Regions from separate parts of the Mus musculus genome. Here region 1 is linked to region 2. Evidence: chromatin loops called from intact Hi-C (ENCODE). Cell type or tissue: left cerebral cortex. All regions are shown on one strand. Each heading gives the region's core, and the rest is flanking DNA. Links, peaks and the distances in the headings are about the cores only.

What was found. Peaks named below come from ENCODE experiments on the same cell type or tissue, not always from the same donor. Only the 100,000 strongest peaks of a DNase experiment are listed, where the experiment ranks them.
Region 1: a loop joins it to region 2, with 2.7 times the contacts of the local background. A loop is called at or near these places in 2 of 42 quality-filtered maps.

Annotation. Positions count from the first base shown.
Region 1 is chr15:13,030,373-13,038,713 of GRCm38, forward strand. It overlaps Cdh6 (cadherin 6), which reads right to left. Exons shown (of 12, transcript NM_007666.4): 12 at 1-4,318. The coding sequence ends at 3,828. Among named protein-coding and RNA genes, the nearest start is that of Gm35018, 58 kb to the right of the region's middle. In left cerebral cortex, for the core only: no CTCF peak of the experiment used is centred there; DNase peaks (open chromatin) are centred at 477, 959 and 4,252; H3K27ac peaks cover 1,014 bases.
Region 2 is chr15:12,874,777-12,883,117 of GRCm38, forward strand. Drosha (drosha, ribonuclease type III) reads left to right here. Exons shown (of 35, transcript NM_026799.3): 16 at 3,882-4,051; 17 at 6,847-6,971. Among named protein-coding and RNA genes, the nearest start is that of Drosha, 54 kb to the left of the region's middle. In left cerebral cortex, for the core only: CTCF peaks have their summits at 2,286 and 3,972; DNase peaks (open chromatin) are centred at 893, 1,649, 2,226 and 4,000; H3K27ac peaks cover 880 bases.

The sequences.
Region 1 (8,341 bases), core at 282-8,281, 160 kb after region 2:
ACAGCAAAATGATTTTTTTAAAAACAAAATGGAGCCTGTCTTTTAAAATAGCAGATATTTTTACTTCTTAGAGTGGTTTTCCAAAGTTGTTATGCTACTTCAAACATAGTATTTGGGGGCTAAGAGAATTTATTTGGTGGCTGTAAAAGAAAAGGCATTTATTTGATTAGAATAAGCACCTCATTCAAATATTTAGCTTGCACCTAGGAATCAACTGTTTTTTTCTTTTTTGCTGTTATGTTTCTATGGTGCTCAAGGCTGCAGAATCTCAGAATGCCTTGTTGATATTTTATAAATCCTTTTCCTCTAGGAAATACCTGCTTCCACGATAAAGCATTCTACATAGAATATTGTTCATGAGACACACAGATTACATAATGGAAACATTAACAAGTTATTTTGGCTTCTCAAAACTTGGCTCTTCTGAGATCCAGAGTCAGTTTCTTGTATAATAACACTTTGAGGAGTGGAAATGAGAACTAAGCCACATATTTTTATCCTGAATTAAAATGAAATCACCAGCTTTGTTCCATCTGAAAATAGAGTGACTCTCTAGCTGAACCTCCAGAATGTGAAAGTAGGGAAGTCGTATTTACATTGCCCAGATTTCCACTCCTAGGGTCTCATGAAATGGTCTGCACATCTTTCCAAATTGATTTATTTACTTATTTGAGGACAAATGTTTTCAGATTTTTCTGAAGAAAGCAGATAGTGAGGGAATTTTAACCTAATGCACAATGGCTCAATGTTCTTTAAAATCTCAGCTTATTCTAGGAAGCATCATAAGAAGTTTAAAGACCCTCTTTCTGATGAAAAGAGGTTTAAAGTTAGACAGGCATCAGTGCTCTTGAAACAACCTTGTATTACTACCCAGTCTGCTTATGTTCAACAAAGCAAATGCTAAAGTTGGACCCCTCCTGCTCTCTTGTCATTCTCATTGCCTGTGTCTGTAGATCAAGATACAGATAATATGAAAAGTGGGCTGAAAACTGTGTTCTCCCCCTCCCCCCCAGAACGGCATTTCAAGTTGGCTCAGGACTCATCCCTCAAAGAAATCTGTCCGTGGGGATGTTCTTAACCTGGTATTTTGGTGGGAAGCAGAAATTCAGAGAGAGATGAAGTTGGAGTTCCCATTTGCTGTGTGATGATTCTTAGAGGCAAGAGTTTCTCTGAACTTGACACCTACAGGACTCAAATAGTTCAGTTTCTTTGCAGATTTGCTTCCCCAACAATCTTTGCGATAAGACAATAAATAGTTATTTCAATATTGAGTCATAGTCATCTATTCTTGGTATGATGTGTGATTTTTCAGGGTGAGATTAAAAAAAAACTTTGACCAATTACCTGGCAGACAACTCAACTTCCTTTCAAGGAACACTTGCACTCAGAGGAGAGGTCAACTTTATCCCAAAAGGTTGGAAATTGCTCTTGTCAGCCCTTGGAAATTTAACACCAAACTTCACACCAGAAGCTCAAAAGGGCAACTTTAGATAATACCTTTCTTTTTAAGAACTATGTTTCTTGGTTCAATTTGTCACATAATGTAAGATATAAGATAGAGCATTCTAATTTTACAATAAACTGTGTAAAGTGCAGTTCTTGTGATTCTTAGTAACTCTTATTAATCTTCCTTGGCTATCTTTTTTCATTACTTACCTGCGAATGGAATACATTCAGTGAAGCCACCTTGTAGCATTTGTTTGTGTTCCTGTGTGTGTGTATGTGTGTGTGTATGAAGAATTAGAAAAATAAAACCTAAAAGCTGGAAATAGCCTAAGCATGAAATACTCATCACTATTCGGGATATCCCATCACAAACAGGAAACCATTCAGGAAATACAAAGGGCAATGTGGTTGTAAATATATATATATATATATATATATTTTTTTTTTTAAACTGTATTCCAAATTCCGCAGTTCTCCCGTTCCACAGGTGCCACCTTTACACCTGGGTAACACACCTATTTAAAAGTCAACTAAACAATAGTGTGTTTCTACACAGAAAATGTGTTGATAAAACCTCACCCTGAAATGGAGATGATACTAAGATTATCTCTATAAAATGAACATTAATTGAAAATAAATTCCTATGACTATTAAGAGAAATCAGCACATTCTTAAGTATATATTATATATGTATGTACAGAGCCTTTTTTTTTTAAAGTTTTCAAATGAGGATGTTTTCATTACAGTACTTTGGAAATTTCTGATGACTGCACACTATGAGAATCTAATGGGGAGAGTCATTAGAACGGTCATATGAAATAAATGATTTGAACCTGCCAGAAGGATTAACTGGGTTCAGTTGGGTCCCCTGGATAATAACTGACTAAGAGAGCCTAACTGCATAATTAGAGCAATAATAGATTGTATGGATTTTATATTACTTTTCTCTCATAGTTGAGACTATTACTTTATCATCATTTCAAAGACAAGGATGGTAGTGTTGCTACCGAAGCCAGTTGGGAAAGCATGGCTGTGTTTGGAAATCGACTGTCCCTGTGACACGAGTCTTAAGCATTCTTGCTGAAGGGGATCCATGCTCTTCTTCTGTGAGCCTTGTAGGAGCAGGGAATGCTGGCTTCCACCAACATCTCAGTGCTAGTCATTTCTTTCCCTTGCTGCAGTGTAGGGATGGCTCCGAGGTCAAAGGGCAGGGGTTAGGTTCAAATGTGACTGGCTCTCACCTTCCCCTTGAGCTCTAGGGTGGGGTATTCAATCTACTAAGCCGCACTAAGTCAGGTTAATTATATAAAAGAAGTATTTGAAGAATATGAATTATTGTACTTCACACTTCTATACTCAGGTACAGGAGGATAATAGCAACCACAACTACAAAGAGTTAACATTTGCCTCAGGAAATTCTCTCTAGGACATTTATAGTATTAGACCTACTTCTCATTAGATTCCTGATAGTTGAAAGAATGAAGGGAACCGAGATACTTGATGGCACAAAACCTTGAAATTCCCTAAATTTCCCTGATTCCCTTTGTTAACTTTTTTTTTTTTTTTTTTTTTTTTTTTTTTGTAAAGCTATTTCTCTTCTTCCCTTGGTTTGGTGTGATGGTGAACCTTCTATGTTTATCACATGCAACCAAATCGTGTCAGGGAACACACCTTCGTCTTTCATCACTGTCTTTGAACGATACCATTTGATTTGCTCCTAAATCATCTTAAAACACGGAAGGATTTGACGTTATGGGTGGTTGTTGGTGCTAGGAACACCTTTCCCAGCACAGACAGGATGCCCCAGATACCACTTTAATTCCTTGACACACACACACACACACACACACACACACACACACACACACACACACACATCCTTACAAACCGCTCCAAAGTTAATTATCTCCTTGAGAGCTGATAGACCAGGAACAATTTCCCAATTGTTACCCCCCTTTTTAAATGCTAAAACTATATTTCTATCATTAAAATGATCCCTTCTTCCATTAGCATGTGAAATGTACAGTAGGAACATTCAGCTGACTGGAGGCCATGAAGGAAGTAGTAGAGTCTAGGCCAGCAGTAAGGGATGTGGCCGACCGGCTCTAAGGGGACAAGGGCCGTTCCTACCTCTCCTCCCTCCGCGTGTCTGCTGGGCTAACTTGGTTAACTGCATGAACTAAAAAATAAAAATTTGCCTCTTGGAAGCTCATAAAAGTGTACTAGAAAAAAGTCTCTACCATTGGATCCACACGGACTGCAGCCATTGACTTTTGGACCAGGTACAACGGGAGAACCCCTCACGGAATAGTGGATAAATAGAAAGGACTAGCCACGTCACACAGTCCAGTGTCATATTGGAAAATGAAAAAGGCAACAGATTAGGAGTCTTTGTCACTGTCCATCCCTCCATACATATCTGCCAGCTTTTTGAACCGAGGGCCCCAGTCACTCAAATAGTCATAATCTTGATCTCCATCCGTGGTCACGGATTCCAGCGAGCTCAGGGAGTCGGCCACAGAGCCGGTGCCTTCGTAGGCATAGGTGGCCAAGGAGTCGTAAGGAGGGGCTGTTGGGTCCGTGTCATTTTCCTTTAACCTTTGGTTAATGAAATCTCTGACATCCGTGTTGTCACGAGCTGTTGGAGTCCGCCGGGGTAGAAAAAGAGCTTCAGGCACAATGTCCCTGCGCGATTTGCTGTCCTCCATGGCTTCAGGGTTCCTCAGGGTTCCGATATCAAAGGCCTGGGTGTCTTCCTCTCCGCCACCTTCGTCGTTGTAACTGACAATGTTATCTCTGATGTCCTCTTTGGAAATGATCAAAGGCTCTTTCTTTCGCTGCCGCCTCAGAGCTGCGAACAGCACCACTGTCACTGGAAGCAGAAAGCAAAACAGAAGGCAAGGGAAGTTAATTTGCTACCCAATTAACGCCAGGAAGACACACTGCTCCAACCCGCAGCTTTAAAAGTTCGCTTGAAAATGCAGGCTTAACTTGTCCCAGAGTTAAGGATACCTTTATCTCCATCCACAATCAGACTGGGGGCTTTGGGGTGTAGCATTTTAAAGAAGGCTATACTTTAACCCCGGGGGGGGGGGTGATAAAACGCTATCATTTTTGTCAGGACTTCCTTCTTTTTTCCCCTTTGAAAATGTAAACTACTTTCAAGGTAGGAGAAAATAAATAATAATAATAAAAAAAATTGGAGCCACAGAGAAAGTACGGTGATAAAAGTGCAAATTGTGCCCAGAGCCTAAAATGCTCCAAAACTGGATAAAGAAAAGGCTGGCACCTTTGGGATGTGTTGACGGCTTCACATAACCCCACATCTAAAATAACTATTGCGCTATGCCTTCCTGCACCCCCAGCCCCCGAGAAAAGTGTAAAATTAGTTTAAAATCCCAAGCAGAGATGTGAACGTTTGCAAACCTTCCCACATTAAAAAAAAAAAAAAAATTCGTACAGATAAAACCCAAAGAGACCCAGATTCCAAAAGCTAGTCTGGGCCTCAAGCTCAGCTAATTAAATAGGGCAGATAATAATAAACTTTCCACATGATTTGTGTTTGAGTTAAATAACCATATTACATGAGATTTCACTTTGAAAGACTTATATGTCCCACAAGTTCCTTGGCTGGAATGTCTGTTTTACAGACATATTATTTTTTCTTCTTTTAGCTCAGATTAGAGGCAAAGCAAGAATTATGTTTAAATGGCTTCTGATCTCTGTTCACAGCTGGTTGGTAGAACACAGCTGGCTACCTGTAGAGAGAGACACATCTACCTACAAATGGACCTAGGGGTGGAAAATAAAAGCAGCAACAGCTTAAAGAGAAAGTGGCCATCCAACACAGAAAATGCATCTCCAGTCAATGGTTGTCCAGGACACACTGTCAGTGTCTCTTTAACATTTCACCCACTACACGGTCCAGTTTCTGTATGCCACGAAAACTGAGTTCTTGCAGCAATGTTTAGGAAGCAAGCACATCTTGATCCCAGTGAACAGATTTACACACTCACTTGTCTATATGTTATCCTTTCAGGCTCTAATAATATTACTAGTTGGCTGCCTAGAGAGATATTTCTCCATACCAATCACCAAGGGTACCAAGGGCATTTCATGTCCAGCTGCAGTTAGTCATTGTAATAGACCTATGACTGTTCACCATAGGTAAGACCCCAGTTTCCCGACAAGGAAGTTGAGATCTTGAGATGTCACATGCAGCAGGCATTCAAATCCAGGTCCAGCAGACTAAAAAGGCTGCACTCTTACTTGCTATGCTGGGAGCTTATTGGGATGACTGTCTCTTTCCTAAGGAAAGACAGTTTCCCCATTCTCAAGTATGTGGCCGTGTAGCCCTTCATACTCCCTGTTCTTGTCAGAGAGTGTTCCGGCACCTCCACTGTCTCACCCACCCAGGGGATCCATTCATTCTCTCCATAAATAATTAGTGTCTGCTTTGTGCCAGGTGCAGTTCTAGGTCCTACCAGTAAAACATGTGGATGGAAAGCCATGCTTCAGAGCATGGGCAGATGTTTGGGGACGGTTGAATGGAGACAGAAAATAAACATGTATACCAAGTCAGAAATTATTAGAGGCTGTTCAGTGTGATTTGAACAAGAAAAGGCAGAAGAGGGCAAAGAGGATGGGGAGGGCTTCTCTGTTAGTTCCATGGGCTGGGGAGGTTCGTACCATCCCAGGAACAACAGGAGGAGCTATCCAAGGTGCTTGCTAGCAAAGGGGAAACAGCTACAGACCATAGGTAGGTCTGCCCTTGTAGTGTCTGGGGAACAAGCAAGAGTCTCCGTGGCTGGGCCAGAAGGGGCCAAGGAAAGGGTATGGGAAGGAACCCTGGTGGCTTTAGTAAGCTTTCAACTCCACCTTGGTAGGAGTTGAAGACCTTCAGGGCTTAGGTCTAATCCTCCTTTTATGCTGCTTTCCAGTGTGATGTGGTATGGATTTGCAAAAGCCAGGGATGTATATAGGTTAGGATAACATTAGGGATTAGAGGATAGACTTCAGCCATCTGCCCCTAAGCAGTTCAACTGTAACGTACACGAATTCTTTCTGTCCTTAAAGGCGAGAGAGCAAGCGTTTATCACTCCATCATATTCCAGATTAAAGTACTCAGATTTTTAAAATTTCAATTCTATGTTCATCTGAAATTATAGCCACAGTGAAAAGTGAGAGAGGGGATAGTCAAAAGCCACAGGTGTCCAATGATTAGGCACAGTTTAAGTCTATAATGAAGACTACCTACATCTCCTGTTATCTTATCGTACACCTGATAATGGGAGATTCATGAAAACTGACTTTTATAAATGGGGACCGGGCTGGGGCAGAGGCATTTAGGATTCATCTGTGTGGTGCCTTTATTGGGGATTGGACTCTTGTTTCTCTGGTCTCTTGGGGCAAGAGGATGGCAGAAGGATTTCAAGAGTGGGGGAAGGGAGGGAAAAAGATGTGATCAGTTTCATGCTCCAATCCCATTGTAGAAGTGATATGACCTCTCAAAGCACATTCTCTTCTCTGTAAAAGGGAAGCAATAATACAATGTCTGGGGCTGTCAAGAGGAATGAGTTAGAGGTGAAAAATTTGGCAAAACTCTAAATTGCTATATAGATTAGATGTAATTGTTGTTGGGATGCTTGAAATATTTCATTTAATATTTCTACATGTATATAATGTGTTAGTTCAAATCCACTCCAAGCCCCCCCCCCCCCCCCCAGGCTCCTCCCTACACACTATCTAACTTCTGCTTGAATCATTTTACTGTTTTCTTTTAGTAAAATACTAGATGCTATGGGAATCACCCAGGGACTTTTTTGTGGTGGGCAAGTGCCCTATCCCAGAGCTCCATCCCTAGGCCAGGCCTGCCTTTGTATCAGATTTCCTCATGAGCCAGTGTGGTAACCTTCCTTCTCTGGCAACCTCTTGGCTTTGCTTCTAATCTCTCCAATGATCTCAGTTTAAGTCTGATTTTTTTTTTTTTTTTTTGAGGCTGGAAACTGCATTGTAGTCCAGACGCTCACAGAGAACCTAAGGATTGGGATGGGTGGGCCATACCTGCCTGGAATGAAAGGCCTGGGTATTGCACTGAGTACTACCACCTGTTCTATGCGTGCCTTGACCAAATGACTAACTTCATAGCTTGACGCCTCAGCTTTCATATTGAAGATGCAGATGCATACGTACACCCCAGGTAGTTCCGAGGAGCAGAAAACAAAATTGTAAAGCACCTTGTGCGCCATCTAAGTCTATGGAGTGAGCCTAGTTAAGCTAAAACTCATTTTCTTCTTTTCAAAAAAAAATATGTACAGAATTCCCAAAACACTAGACAAGGTGTGGGAGGTACTGAAGCCAATTAAGAATAATGAAGAGACAGTGAGTTTATTGCAGGAAAAAAAAGTGAAAGGGGGAGAAAAATGAGTTATTGAGTAGCAAGAGTGTAGAGAAGAGAAGATGGACTGATGCCTGTAGGTCTGTAAGTCAACGTGCCACAGAGATGCTTGCACATCTAGGATTATGGCTGCTCTACACACAATTTCCAGGAAATGGAGCCAGCCCAGATGTCTAAATAGATGGATAAAGAAAACATGATACATATACACAATGGGATTTTATGCAGCCACAAAAAAAATGAAATCATGACATTTTCAGGAAAAATTGACTGAACGAGATCATTACATTACTTGAAATAAGTCAAGTTCAGGACAAATCCTGTATTTTCTTCTACATGAAAAATCTAGATTAACATCATATGGATGCACATATTCATGCATATGTATTTCTCTCTCTCTCTCTCTCTCTCTCTCTCTCTCTCTCTCTCTCTCTCTCTCTCTGTGTCTGTGTTTAACTATGTGTAGGAGTGTAGGTTGCAAAAGTAGGAAGGGTCTAA
Region 2 (8,341 bases), core at 63-8,062:
GGTCTAGCAAATGAGTTTTGGAAATTGCCTTATCTGGAGCAGGAGTTGTCCTGTATGGCTGTCAGAGTTGAGGAGACAGGGCTTTTCAGCATTTCTATGAATCAAGTGTATTGGGAGTGGGGGACTTCAATTGATACAGGACTTGGCCAGATGAGGACATTAGATCTTTTTGACCTGGGGTTATTTATGGACATATGAGTGCTGGGACCCTGATCCAGGTCCTGTAAAGCAAGTATTCGGCTATACTGCATGTGCCTCCATACAGAACAAGCAGGAATGAAGGAGACCTCGAACTCTTGAGCAGTAACCACCACTCTGATGAGATTCACCAGGAACCAAGGAAGAGTTCACTACTATTTGGCTTATGAACTTGAAGATGTGCTGAGTTTATCTAGAAGAACTGTAGGGTTACAAGGATGCACTATGGTCCAAGACAGTGGAAGGAGTGGGATGATGTCTGCCTCTGCAAGTGCTACCAACTGATGAGCCATCTTCAGCTCCTAATTATAATTGTGTAGTTTGAAATTAAGAAATACTTGTTGTGAATACCAACTTTAGGAAATAAAATTATTCCAAGTCATCTTGGTGGGATTATGTGGAAGATGTAGTATATAGTTAATGCTAGTGTAAAGAAAGGGGAATTGAGTGTTTTTTTAGATAATTGACGAATACTTGCTCGGGCAGCCATACATTTAACACAGATTTCCTAACAAATTGTCCCTCTCTCCCATATAACCATATAAATAACCAAGCAGTATAAAGCGAGGGAGCCGGGTCTCTAAGAGACAGTTTATAAAGTCTGTCAGTTCATTAATGACTGTCCAGATTCATTCCCTGAAACACAAACTCTACTTCTTCCCGAATAATGAGCCGTTGTCACGGTTCCAAGCCCAGATCTGGCAGAATTCCTGCTAACCTTAGCTTACCCGCTCTAATTTCTCGTTTGTATCGTGCCCTATTTATTCTAGCCAACGAGATAAAAATTACTTTGTTGCCTTCAGTGACATAATTCCATAAATCGCCAACATAAACATGTAGCAAAACAGACAAACGCAAAGAGCCAATTCATTAACACTGGTAAGTCTGTGGCAGTATGAGGGCAAGTGGCCATATGATTAATCCGCTTCAGAAAGTCATTCCATGGCTATTTATTATGCTGTCTCTTTGCTAGGCGGGTGTGAGGGATATAGCTTGTGCCCCATAGGCCGGTACAGGACTCTGGTTCTGTCTGCCTCTTCTAGTACTTCCATGACGATCTCATCTGGGTACCAGATGTGGAGCAGAGCCTCAGCCCCCTTCCTGGACATCCTTCATATCAGTTTGTCTGTCCTGAATTTTATCCTTTCCACTGGTAGCTGCCGTCAGCAGACTCCTAGCATGGATTTATTGTCTCTGTTAGCAGCAGCCGCAGCTTTGCCCCTGATGTATATTTTGTGTTTACATGTTTAATTATGTCCAGTTTCTATGCCGCTATAAAACTCACTACCTTCTCATCAGCCAGGTTTCTTTCAACCTGAACTGGAGACTGCATAGTGGGCTTCTTGATAAGCATTTACTGGCCTTGTTTTTTATCTTGCAGATATTCCTCCTCCTAAATTGGGCAATACCTATACCCACTCATTTAGCCTGGAACTTGAGGTTTTTGAGAGACAGATGGTGTGTAGACTTAAGTCTTTCCCTCTGCCAGTAGCTCTTTTTGGCTTTTTCCTTTAAATTAGATACTTCTCATCCATTTCTCTGTATTTGAAGTTCCTCGGAGTCAGCCAGGCCTCACTGCATGCAAGATTCTGTTGCTGTTTAGAGCTGCCTCTGTTTATATTTTCTCCCATCCCCGTTCTGTTCTCCTCTCCTCATAAACATATGAAGACTTTTCCAGATCCCAAGTCAGACAGCATCCCACTCCTTCCACTGTCTGTGTGTGTCTCTCTCTGTTTCTCTGTCTCTCTCATTTTCTCTTTTGAGTCAGGGTCTTTCCCTATAGATCAGGGTAGAGCTTAGTAGAGTAGCTAAGAGTAGCCTCAAACTTGCAGTGGTCCTCCTGCCTCTTCACCTGAAGAACTAGAGTACAGGGATATAGCACCAATCTTGGCTTTCTCATCACTTCTTACATGTTCAAAGGCAGCAAGCATCCCTGCAGGTGAGATGCAGAGGAGGAGAAGCAGCAGGAAGGAGGCCTTATCTTCTGAGGGACCATGCTCTTGTGCTCATATCCAGCCCAAAACAGAATCCCAAGGCTTGTGGAGTGGGCATGACTGAAACGGCACCACGCACAGGGTCTGGCACCTAGTGGTTAAAAATAAAATACTGAGCTCGTAGTGAGTGCTGTAAGGCTCTGCAGGCTCTGCCACCTCCCTGCTGCCTCTCTGATCCTCTCCTGTTTAGTTTGGCCTTGTAGTCCCTGGAAGCACACCCATCTCACTCTACTGAGACGCTCTTTTCTGTTGTGGTGGGTGGTTTCCACTGTCAACTTTACCTGGTCTAGTATCATCTGGGTAAAGAGTTCCAAGGAGAGGCGGTGTACAAGAGGTTGGCTAGGGGGCATCTGTTGATTATGTTAATTCATGGGGGAGTTGGTGACACCTTTCCTTTGCCCTGGACTGGAAAAGAGCAGCCGATTGGCCGATTGCGGGCGTGCGTGCAGTTCCTTCCCCCTCTGCTCTCAACTGTGGCGCTCGTATGTCTCACCGGTTTAAGTCCCTGCAGCTCTGACTTTCCCAAGATGAAATGTAACCTGTAGAACTGTGAGCTAAAATAAACCCTCTCTCCCCTAAGTTGCTGGTGTCAGAATATTTTACCACATCAACAGGAAAGGAAGTTTAGATACCCAGGTAGCCGCAGAGTGGACTCTTACTATTTCTTTCACTGCTGGGGGTAAAGCCAGAGCACTGCACATGCTAGAGAAGACCTCTACTACCTCTGAATGTATCTTCTCCTTTTTTATTTTGTTTATCTCCTCAAAGATGCTTTCTCTGACTAGACTATCTTAAAATAATTTTTTTCCCACCAAGTGTTGCTTTGTAGCACAAGCTGGTCTTAATTCACAGTCACCTTGCCTTAGCCTCCTGAGTCCTGAGGTGACAGGCGTGTGCCATCATGCCTGTCTTTCTGGGTAGTCAGAGGAAAGTGGTACAAGATCTGTTGCCGTGTTGGTCGTGAAGCTGAATCCAGAGATCAGGCAGAGACCTGCTGCCTCCATCTTGGCACACATGAGTCTCATGTGTTTGGTTATAAAGTACAGGTTGTCCTTTTCTGAGCCGGCTTTTAATTGCGCCTTTTGTGGTTTTTAGTCCACCGTCGTGGTGAACCTCAGACAGTTGGTACTTTATCCCGGCTCCAGCTCTGTAGCGATCTCCTGTAATACCAGTGCGGGCTCGTCAGCCCCGATCGTCGGAGCAGGTGCAGCACATTAGCACCTCCAAATTAGATCATAAGGCAACAATGTCTTATTGAAAACATCTATAAATATCCCATAAAGCTTAGACTTTCCCGAAGACAGGAACATCACTTCTGAAAAGCTTTCATCTGTTACTTTAGAAAAAATGGTAAAATATTTAGACATAACATGATTCTGTTTATTATAAACTGTGGTTTCTTACGATGGGTTACTTTAAATTTATTTAGGCAAACACCCTTTTTTGTATTCATACCTCTCAAATAAAGCCTTTATCATTTATAATGCTGTTGTTCCCATTTTAGTAAATGAGCACCGTTTGTCAGTCAGACAAATGGTGTTCATAGTGTTCGGCACCTGGCTGAGCAGTGCAAATTTTAAATGATTCTTTATGTGTGCTCTTCTACAGCCGTTGTCTTGTTTTCCCGAAGTGAGTTGATGCTTTGCTGTTAACTGAGTGACTTTGTTCTTCTCCAAATTCTCACCCAAGATGGAGGCAAAGAAGTGTTATCCATGCACCAGATCCTTCTCTACCTGCTGCGCTGCAGCAAGGCTCTGGTGCCCGAGGAGGAGATTGCCAACATGCTCCAGTGGGAGGAGCTCGAGTGGCAGAAATACGCAGAGGAGTGCAAAGGCATGATCGTTACCAACCCTGGGACGGTGAGTTCTGGGGCTTGCCCAGCCTGGCCTGGGATGAGCCTCCTTTCCTTGTTTGCATGGTCCACACAAACAGTAACGCACATGGCACGTTTTGACTATTCTAGCTTCTTGTCCTTTGGGTAAGTGTTCTTTAAATACTTAGTGAATAAGAAAACACTACACTTTGGGCGTATTTTGCTCACCTGCCTGAAGATGGATATACCGTTAAGACTTTCGGTGTGCATTGCAGATTCCTCCGCAGGAGGATTGTGGGTCATATGAGAATACTCATTCTTTCGTACTAGCTTTAAAACAAAAAACCTTTGCCACTTTGGTAGTGGAAGAAATTAGTTTTATATTTATTTTAGTTTCTAGTGAAAATTTATATTTTAAATTGTTTTGCCAATAATTATTTTTTGTTAAGAAAATTGTTATTACCCATTTTTTGATTTTATTCTATGGTACTTATTTATTTATTTATTTTAGTCATTTGTCATATAGATAATATTTTTTGATCGGTACATATCCAAAACAGTTTAAAACTAGAAAGGTTAAAAAAAAGTTTTGGTGCTATGCTGTTAAGCACAAAATTTTCATTTCTTCTGGCCACTTTAGAGCTAAGTCAGAGAGCGGCTGATGGAGATGGCATTTGTCATGCTCTGGAGTGGTCTCTTTGGGAGTGTGTCATCCGGGGCTTGCTTCCATGGCATGGTTCAGCTTTCCTGAAATCCTACAGTCAGAAGCTGTTTGAAAGCAGTTAAGAATTCTCCTGGTGATTCAGCCCAGACATTGCAGACAGTGGGCCCAGGAAGTTACAGTGTTGAAAAAGTCCCAGGGGCTTCTGATTCTTCCTGGTTTGTTCCATGCATCCGTGTGGTCACTTACCTGTCACCCAGTCAGAATGCAGCCGGTATATTGATGAGGCGGTGCGGAGTCACAGCCAGCAGACCTTGTCCATGATGCAAGGAGCCCGTGATGGACGTTAGTTAGTTAGCAGCCCACACACTGAAACCTCCAGTTTTAGCAGAGATCAGTGTGCCGTAAATGCTAAAGTGAAAACTCACAGAAATGGAGAAACTGTACCGACGATCGACATGTCTGATGTATATCTTTGAGATGGTGAATGGCTTGTAGATAGTGAAAGAAACTTGACTGGTGCGTTTCGAAGGCATCTGTTGGAAACTGATGAGAAATAGACTAGGAAAGCAAGCATGGGTGTTTGGCTTAGGGCCGTGATGATGAAGTCAGTTATCTTTTACTATTTATGCAAAGATAGTTTATTGTTACAGACGTGTACATGTTCCAGGGCAGAGTAGGCGTGACTCCGCATTCCGTTCTGTACAGGACCCATTTGAAAGATTGCCTAGTGGCAAGGACATTGGGAAATTTATTGAGTTTTCCCCGCCATTATGGTCACATTAAATACTTTCTTGCTGCAGACTTAAAATAATTAATGTTCCTCCCTGACAGTTTTGCCTCTGCCTGAGAGCACTTTGGTCATTAGTGAAAAGGCTTTAAATTCTTAGAGAGAGATGCAGTGATAGATTTGTAGGCTATGGCCGAAGTCTAGAATTTACTTCAGTCCCTACCCCATCGTCCTCATAATTTAGAGATGATTTTTTTCATTTTTAAAAATTAACTTTGGTATTTTGAGTCAAGGTTCTATGAGCCCAGGCTGGCCTTAAACTCTGGATTCACCCACCTTGTCCCACTTCCCAGGCTGGGATTAGATGCTGTGTTATCACACATGGCTGCAGGGAGACCTTTGATGGTATCTTGCTTCTGTGCTCTAGTTGGTCTTGAATGGCGAGGCTCAAGTGATCTTGGGTCCTCAGTGCTTCTGTAGATTGTAGTGATATAAGTCAAATGGTACAGAAATAACTCATCATCATTCCTTACACAGTTTTTTTTAAAAAAACAGCATATGCCTGAACAAATCACTTTTAGACCGAAATGACATGTTTCTGCTGCTAGTGGGCATTCATGTAATTTAATGTTTAGCTTACCTGTGATTAAAATTGTCTAATTTTTTTTGAGAACAAAGATGATTTTTCAAGCTAGTAGTAAGATTTTTTATTTTTAGATGACATCCATTTTATAACATTTCATGATTTTTTTTTAACAACGTGAATGAATTTATACAAACCTGTCCTCGTTTTTGTAATTGTCAGCTGGTTGAGCAGGCTAAATTGGAGCAACTAGCCTACCTCCAATTCCAGGGAATCCGTCCACTTTTACCTTGAAGGGCACCAGGCATTGATATGGTATTCATACATGCATGCATATGGAACACTCATATACATAAAATAAATCTTAAAAAGGAAGCGTGAAAGTCAGCTCCTTGTTGTATCATCATACCATTTAATCTAAGTGAGAATTAGGGACTATAAAGGTACAGTACGGTATAGTGGAAAATGTATATAGAGGCATCAGTGTCATTTGAATATGATGCTCTGACAGACTGAGCCTGCAGAGTCCTTCTGTGAGGTGGAACCCATTCCCCTGTAAGAGGTTAGGGGAAGATGTATCTGACCAGGTGTTCTTTGAGAAGTTTAATTTTTAAAGGTATCTGTGTAGTCTGCCAAAATAAAAGGAAACAAAATCACTGTTCATTATGCCAAGTGGCGAAGACTTGTTTGCAGGGATGACATTACAGTTTTTGCTCAGTATAGGGTTTTCTATGCTAAAGGATTTTTCTGTTTGGAGACAAGACTTGCTTAGAGAAAAGAAATGCCATTAATCCCTTTCTTAGGTTAAAGTGGGTGTCTCAGGCCTTCCGTCGGTAATGAATGATCCCGCTGTTCTTTTCTCCCTAGAAACCGAGCTCTGTCCGCATTGATCAGCTGGATCGTGAACAGTTCAACCCCGAAGTGATCACTTTCCCGATTATCGTTCACTTTGGGATCCGCCCCGCACAGTTGAGTTATGCAGGAGACCCACAGTAAGATATCTCTCGGTGTTTGTCTTGGCCAGTTTCACCTTCTACTAACAGCTGAATTAGCAGGGGCTACCTTCAGTGGGCTTCTTCCTCATTACAAATTAGGTTTTGTAGTTTGTGAAGAGTGAGTTTTTTTACACATCGACTGCACTAAGTTACCTAGTAGGTTGTCCCCAACAGTCTTGTCACCGAGAGTCCCGAGTGGATTTAAACTTTGGGGGGCATTTCCTTTACCTAGAATCATTAATATCTACTTGTTTCATTTTGTTTTGAATTTGCTCAGCTCCCTGAATGGCAGGCAGCATTATATGAGTTTCTAGCATGGGGTATTTGGACGATCCCATCTGGAGTCCAGGGTTGTGTGGGATGTAGGAGCTGTGTATTCCCTCCCTTAGAATCCATATTACCTTGTAGATGTGAGCTTTCCAGTTTTCCAGCTGGCACATTAATATTTTTCTGGGAGACGAGGAGGGTATGTGGGAATGGAGATAGATAGGACCTTTCAGGTGTGTTTGGATTTCCTACTTTTTAGACAAATAAACAATTTCCTGACTTAATTTAAATGGGAGAGAAGGGCATGGGAGATTTCCGTTCCTAACTGCAGTTCTGGCTGTCATATGTTAGAAGAGGCTAAAGGGTTTTGTTCTTTTCTTTCCCTCTTTGGATAAAAGTATGAAGCAGTGAACCAGGCCCTGTGTAAGTACTTCTTTCTTTCCTCCCTTCTCTAAAACTGTTGACCAAGGAGAGAGGCCGAGAGAGGCCAGGAAAGGAGTGGTTTCAACATGGCAGGAAGTCTTCAAAGCTCTCCTCGTCAGAAAAGTGTTAGTAGAATGTGACTAGGCTCTCGTGGACTCTCATGGCAGGACCGTGAACTGATAAAGGGCTATGTAGTCTCTACATCCCCAGATCGCTAAACAAATTGGTACCTACCCTTGCCTTCCCCACTCTCCAGCAGGCAAATGGATGCACCTGAGTGGCTTGAGCCTCAGCACTAAGGGGTTCTTTGTCGGAGTGCTCTTGAATCAACCATCTCTATTTTAACAAAGGGATTTTTTTTTCACGAGACATATTTTAAATTTAGATAAACACATCACTTATAAAGAGGTAGCAGTGAGAAATGGAACATGAGTCTGGTGACTGAAGTGGCTTTGTGAGCCTTCTGTGGAGTTGTTTCCAGACACTCATCCTTTTAGTCTGAACCTCATTTTTAATCCAAATAAGTTACCAGTCACTTAATCCTCAAGCTGCAGATGACTCTGGGTCATCCAGCTCCTGAACTCAAACTCTGGGTTTCTTTAGGATGAGCGCTTTCTGCCACTAAGGAAGGGATGTCTGTGTGAGCAGGCTTAGAATAATTGGTTTGATTTTCACAG